2 separate regions of the Homo sapiens genome follow, and region 2 is linked to region 1. The links are chromatin contacts, found by Hi-C or POLR2A ChIA-PET in ENCODE. All regions are on one chromosome and are shown on one strand. Each heading gives the region's core, a stretch centred on a gene start or an enhancer-like site at or near the end of the contact. The rest is flanking DNA. Distances are from core to core; before and after follow the strand shown. Region 1 overlaps RAP1GAP2 (RAP1 GTPase activating protein 2). Region 2 overlaps ITGAE (integrin subunit alpha E).

The links. A loop is a pair of places that touch in the nucleus more often than their neighbours do. ChIA-PET counts read pairs that join two places held with the same protein, here RNA polymerase II (POLR2A). Pooled maps may share reads with other maps.
Region 2: a loop to region 1 is called in a pooled map, with 4 times the contacts of the local background. The contact joins two enhancer-like sites. A Hi-C loop is called at or near these places in 1 of 50 pooled maps. POLR2A ChIA-PET finds 5 or more read pairs at or near these places in 2 of 52 experiments (A549 and activated B cell).

Annotation. Positions count from the first base shown.
Region 1 is chr17:2,846,591-2,850,053 of GRCh38, reverse strand. The region is part of intron 2 of RAP1GAP2 (RAP1 GTPase activating protein 2); the gene reads right to left. Among named protein-coding and RNA genes, the nearest start is that of RAP1GAP2, 52 kb to the right of the region's middle. RefSeq lists enhancers at 1-537, 1,720-2,311. Within about 2 kb of position 1,978, at least 3 of the 41 ENCODE cell types and tissues checked have a DNase peak (open chromatin) inside an H3K27ac peak, as active enhancers do.
Region 2 is chr17:3,730,300-3,733,641 of GRCh38, reverse strand. It overlaps ITGAE (integrin subunit alpha E), which reads left to right. Exons shown (of 31, transcript NM_002208.5): 22 at 1,176-1,274; 23 at 2,459-2,538. Among named protein-coding and RNA genes, the nearest start is that of HASPIN, 8.1 kb to the right of the region's middle. Within about 2 kb of position 1,361, at least 2 of the 41 ENCODE cell types and tissues checked have a DNase peak (open chromatin) inside an H3K27ac peak, as active enhancers do.

The DNA of each region.
Region 1 (3,463 bases), core at 729-3,228:
ACTCCAGCCTGGGCAACAGAGCGAGACTCCATCTCAAAAAAAAAAAAAAAAAAAGCAGGCAGTGTTAGGTGTTAGTGACACACCTGCGCCAAACCAAGGCACTGTTCTTGAAGAAATCACAGTTCGAAAGAGAACGGACAGGGAAGAATTTTCACATTACTCTGCTCCAAGGCCACATTCATGAGGCACTTTGGGGTGGGCTGAGAAAGCTGGATACATGCAGACCGCAGGAAATGAGGACGGCAGAAGTCTCTGACGGCAGAGAAGGGGTCTTCCTGCAGGTCTCACCTCACCCAACTTATGCCCCACGGCGTCCCAGCTCTCAGGACCTCCATGGCCTGTTCCAGCCTCCAAAGCTCACAGTCCCAGAGAACAAAGTGCCCGGCAGCTGCCAGCCCAGGTCTCTCTTCCAGTCCAGGGGAACTCCAAAGGCTGAGGGGGCCTGGGTGGGAATCAGGCCTGGGGCGGGAGACAGCGAAGTTAATCATGAACAGAGCGCAGACAGCTGCACAGCCCGTTCCTGAGGGGCCAGTGGGTTGAGGCAGACAGACACGCATGCCTGGCCCTGAAGAAAAGGGCCTTCTGTGCCTGGGAACCGGCTCCAGGAGACATATCCATGAGAAAGCGGGAATCAGCCCCAATCCCCGTGCCCCTCGTCAGAGAGCCAGCCTGCAGCAGACGCCACCTCGTCGCCCCACCCAGCCACCAACTCCCAGCGCCCCACTGCTGGGCAGAATGACTGCCACCGTTCTGGGCTGGGATTGGGGGTGGGTGGGGGCGAGGGGGGCCATGGAGCAAGGAGGGTGGGGCCTTTGATGAAAACCAGATGTCTTCAAACGCCTTGCCCCTCCCCTCCACGGGCAGGGTCCCAGCTATTCCATGGACCACACAACCTTTGGGACAACGCAAGGGTTATAAACAGAGCCTTGGACAGGACGGTCCAGCACCCCCGCTCTCTTCTGCCTTTGAGGGTACACACATACACACACCTGCTCTGGGATATCACTCTGAAGCCCGCTCGCACACAGCTGAACGCTCACACCTGTGCTAAGACACCTCCACTCTTGGCAGGTACATCAGCGCCCCCTGCTGGGCCACAGCACAGTTGCGTCTCTGGGATGCCCCCTTAGGAGGAAGACAGAGGAGGGGGAAGAGGGAGGCAGGAAGGCGTCGGGGGAAGGGAAAGATTGAAGTCATCTGAGGTCGGGAAGCAGTTTCTATTTTTGAAAAGTGAGAGCTGGGCCGGGTGCGGTGGCTCACGCCTGTAATCCCAACACTTTGGAAGGCCGTGGCAGGCGAATCACTTGAGGCCAGGAGTTCGAGACCAGCCTGGCCAACATGGTGAAACCCCGTCTCTACTAAAAATACGAAAATCATCCAGGCGTGGTGGCGGGCGCTTGGAATACCAGTTACTCGGGAGGCTGAGGAAGGAGAATTGCTGGAGCCCAGAGGCGGAGGTTGTAGTGAGCTGAGATCGTGCCACTGCACTCCAGCCTGGGGAACAGAGCAAGACTCTATCTCATAAATAAATAACTAATTAAAAAAAAAAAAAGAAGGAAAAGAGAGAGATGCAGGAAAACTCTCTGCCAACATACTGACTCTCCTCCCAGCTTCTAAAATCCCCTCACAGAACCCATGACCAGCCCCCAAGAGGTCCATCCCACCACAATAGGGTCGTTCCGTGATAAACGCAGGCCAGGACTCGGAGGCCTCAAAGACAAGCCTGGGAAACCTCAGCTCAGCCCAACTTTCCTGGGGCCACAGACGTCATATTAAGCAGAGGATCTAAACTGGCTCAGGTTTTGGAAACGGATCTCTGTGACTTGTGTGGCATTTCCAAGCTCCAAGGAAAGGAAACCACGCTGAGGAAACCCACAGATCCCACTCAGTGGCGGGCACCCTGCGCTCTGGTACCCAGAGCCATGAAGGTGGGGCCTGCAGTACGTGATGTCAATCAGAACCCTGCCGACTTCCTGTTCAGGGATTATGGAGAGTGGGTAGAGGGAGGAATAAAGAAGTTCTTCATATATCACTTGGGTTACTGAAGTTATTTAAAATACTTCCTTTTTTGAAGTTCATTTATGGATTTTTGAATTTTTGCTAAGCTGCATGACTACAGTAATTTTTCCCACAGTGAAAAAATTCAAAAGGATCCTTCTGTGTGTGAAATTTCTGACGAACAGGAAGAGGTGTTATTTTGCATAGAGGCCGCCCAGGAGTCAGTACAGAGAATCAGGAGCGGATGAGGCTGAGGGCTGGGTGGCCTACAGCACAGTCCCTCTCCAACCCAAGGTCCCCCGGCCCCCGCCTCACTGATTACCAAACCTCCCCAGCTGCTGCTACTCCTGAAGCCACTTCCACCTCTTCCAGAGTTTCTGAGGCTGAGTGGAAAAGCCGGGAGGGAAGCTGTCTTTCCATAATATTAGCAACATTGCTTAGCAACATCTTTCAAAGCGAGAACCAGCAGACTCTCCAAAACCCTATTCTGTTTGGCTCTACAGAGAACAGAGTGGTTTCTTATACATGTATTATTTATATACTATTTTATATATCCAGTAACGCCTTCTGTGCCTGGCTTCTCTGGGAGATGACGAATTACAACTATGTGAGATTTCCAGGCGACTAGGGCTTTGGGTAGCAAGACTTTTTGTTTGCTTCCTTGCTTGCTGTTAGTTACTGTAATGACCCTAGCTAGAGATTTCTCTCAAACGCCTCCAAATGCTGTTGTCCTTTAAAGACAGGTTTGATGCCGGGCGCGGTGGCTCACACCTGCAATCCCAGCACTTTGGGAGGCTGAGGCGGGTGGATCACGAGGTCAGGAGTTCGAGACCAGTCTGGCCAACATGGTGAAACCCCGTCTCTACTCAAAATACAAAAATTAGCCAGGCAACGTGGCGGGCGCCTGTAATCCCAGCTACTCGGGAGGCTGAGGCAGGAGAATCGCGTGAACCAGGGAGGTGGAGGTTGCAGTGAGCCGAGATCGCGCCACTGCACTCCAACCTGGGCGACAGAGCAAGACTCCGTCTCAAAAATAAACAGATAAAAATAAAGGCAGGTTTGATGGAATCTTTTTGTGGTGACTCAAATCCATTATTATCAACACTACCATTATTATCAACTACTATTGTGAGCTAAAATGCAGTTAGGAATTGACAGGCCATTGAGAGGAGATGCCCACTTGTCCCTAGGCTTAATGGCCCCAAACAGCTGTGGTGCAAAGACACTACAGTGAGGGAATAAAAATACATATGCTGCAGTCAGACGAACCTGGGTTAGAATCCTACCCCCAGCTTTTACTATGCATGCGGCCTTGGACTAGGAATTCACCCCCTCTGTGCCTCAGTGTCTTCATCTGTAAAATGGGAATAACAACAGTGCCAACCTATTAGCTACTGCAAGGATTCAGTGAACATGCATGCTCTACACAAAGACTTGCATGACAATGTTCATCACCATTTTATTC
Region 2 (3,342 bases), core at 112-2,611, 880 kb before region 1:
CGAGACCAGCCTGGCCAACATGGCAAAACCCCGTCTCTACTAAAAATACAAAAATTAGCCAGGTGTGGTGATGTACACCTGTAATCCCAGCTACTCGGGAGGCTGAGGCACGAGAATCACTTGAACCCGGAGGTGGAGATTGGAGTGAGCTGAGATTGCGCCACTGCACTCCAGCCTGGGCAACAGAGCAGGACTCTGTCTCAAAAACAAACAAACAAACAAACAAAACCAAAGTGTAGTTTTCCTCATTGCAGTGAGTCAATAAATTTGAATTTGTTGGACTGTAGATTTGTCCCCGGTCATCTTAGGCTATTTGGGCTAGGACAGTATCCATTATATGAATGAAGCAATCTCCTAGGCCGGGCACCGTGGCTCACGGCTGTAATCCCATCACTTTGGGAGGCTGAAGTGGGTGGATCACTTGAGGTCAGGAGTTCGAGACCAGCCTGGCTAACATGGTGAAACCCTGTTTCTATTAAAAATACAAAAAATTAGCCGGGCGTGGTGGTGGGCACCTATAATCCCAGCTACTTGGGAGACTGAGGCAGGAGAATTGCTTGAACCCGGGAGGTGGAGGTTGCAGTGAGCCGAGATCGCGCCACTTCACTGCAGCTTGGGCGAAAGAGTGAAACTCCATCTCAAAAAAATGAAAACAAAAGCAAAAAACAATCTCCTAGGCATCTAGAGGGGAACTAGGGATGGACCGTCCCTGGGAGAATTAAGAAAACTCACTGCAGTCATCACCTGCCCCTCGGGGGTCCAGGTGGGGAGCCCTGGTGGCTACGTGGCAGTGCTGGTGTGTGCCGGCCTTCCAGCCAGGCTGTGGGTTATATTTGCATCAGTCCATGGCCCAGCTCAAATGCCTCCTTCCCCAGGAAGACCTTACGAATTCCTCCGAGTTGGAATTCATATTTCTCCACTGCTGTTCTCTGCAGCTCCCTCACAGAAGCACCCCTTCGACCTTGTATTTAAATTCCTCGGGGATCTACTGCTGACCCTGCCTGTCCGGCTTGTGAGGAAGACAGGGACCAAGTGGACTTTATTTCTTTAGCTCCTGGCAGGGTGTCTGACAGGCAGAAAAATTAGTGAATGTTTGCTGAATTGCTGTGAGGAAACCACGTTTTTGTTTTGTTTTGTTTGGCTCTTTAAGAGAATGTCATCTGCTCTTTTAACAGCCTCCCTCTCCAAACATTCAGTGTGATGACCCTCAGCCGGTTGCTTCTGTCCTGATCATGAACTGCAGGATTGGTCACCCCGTCCTCAAGAGGTCATCTGTGAGTCGGTTTGGACTGATTCGCTCTTCTCACCACCCTGCAGTTGGCGTCTTCTGCATCTTGGTCTCATCTCAATCTCTCGGTTCCAGCTTTGCGCTTCGCTTGACTGCAGTGTGTCCCCAGCAGTGCTTACAGTGGCTAAGCTGGCTCTGAAAGTAGGGGGTGATGGGGACGAGAGCTTTCCAGTACACAGCCCTAGGTGAACTGCCTGCTCACCTCCGTGAAGCAGAGTGAAGTTGTGGGTAGTATGGAGGGCGTGTCAGACAAAAAGTTTTTTTGTTTGTTTGTTTTTGAGATGGAGTTTCATTCTGTCACCCAGGCTGGAGTGCAGTGGCACAGTCTCAGCTCACTGCAACCTCCGCCTCCCGGGTTCAAGTGATTCTCCTTCCTCAGCCTCCTGAGTAGCTGGGATTACAGGCGTGCAGCACTACACCCGGCTAATTTTTAAAATATTTTTGGTAGAGATGGGGTTTCACCATGTTGGCCAGGCTGGTCTCAAACTCCTGTCCTCAAGTGATCCACCTGCCTCGACCTCCCAAAGTGCTGGGATGACAGGCATGAGCCACCATGCCCGGCCAAGACGAAAAGTTATTAACCCTGATCTGTCCCTTGTCATCTCTGTGCTGTGGGAAATCTCTGAAGTGGCTTCTTCACCTGTAAAAGGGGAATGAGGCCGCCTGCCTTGCTTACTCCATATTTGTATTTGAGGCTTAACTGAAATAACGGGGCCAGGCGCGGTGGCTCATGCCTGTAATCCCAGCACTTTGGGAGACCGAGGTGGGTGGATCATTTGAGGTCAGGAGTTCGAGACCAGCCTGGCCAACATGGTGAAACCCCGTCTCTACTAAGAATACAAAAATTAGCTGGGCGTGGTGGTGCGTGCCTGTAATCCCAGCTACTTGGGAGGCTGAGGCAGGAGAATTGCTTGAACCTGGGAGGCAGAGGTTGCAGTGAGCTGAGATCACACCATTGCACTCCATCCTGGGTGACAGAGCGAGACTCCCTCTCAAAAAAAAAAAAAAAAAAAAAAAAGGAAGGGAAAGGAAACATGCTGTGTTAGAAAAATGTGAGGAATGTGAAAATCTGAGGAATCGTCTCCTAGGTCTGTTCCACGAGTAGCTAGCGGTCTGAATTGTGAGTGGCATAGAGAGAATCAACTGACCATTTTTCCCCCTTTAAAATAGGCTCATGTTTCAGTCGTTTGGCAGCTAGAGGAGAATGCCTTTCCAAACAGGACAGCAGACATCACTGTGACTGTCACCAAGTAAGTACTGCCTGGGTCACAGCAGAGTCAGGCTATGACCCCGGAAGACATCTCCCTGCCACATGCACGCTGTGAGAGGAACGGCCCCCTTACAGCCCAGGGAGAAAGGAAACCCCAGTGAGCCCACAGAAGGCATCTGTTTCCCTGCAGGGACTCGACTTTCTCTTCTTGTTACCAGAGATAATGAAAATGTTCTTTTGTTCACACACAAAGTAAAACTGTGGTACAGCCTGGTGGAATGAGCCCTGGAGTTCTGGTTCTCGTTCACTCAGCTTTGGAATAGCTTGGGATAGCTATGTTACCTGCAAGACCTCTGTGTTGGGGGGTAAGGTGGGGAACGCTGCTGGGAAGAGTTCTCAAAGGGAGGTGATTCTGCCCACCAGAGGCTGTGCCTGTTTTGATTGCCATGACTTGGGGAGGGGGGTGTTCAGTAGGACATCTGGTGGGTAGAGGCCAGGAATACTGCCAAACATCACGCAGAGCAGTACAGGACAGCCCCCACAACCAAGAACTAACTGGCCCAAAACGTCAATAGTGTGGAGGCTGAGAAGCCCTTTTAAAATCAGTATTCTTCTAAGTGTGGTCTTCTAGAGACAATTCTGAACTCCAATTGCTTATCTCTGAAAGCCTTTTATTTATTTATTTATTTTTTGAGACAGAGTCTCGCTCTGTCGCCCAGGCTGGAGTGCTGTGGCGTGATCTCGGCTCACTGCAACCTCTGCCTCCAGGTTCAAGCAGTTCTCTGCCTCAGCCTCCCGAGTAGCTGGGATTACAGGCGCCCGCCACCACGCCCAGCTAATTTTT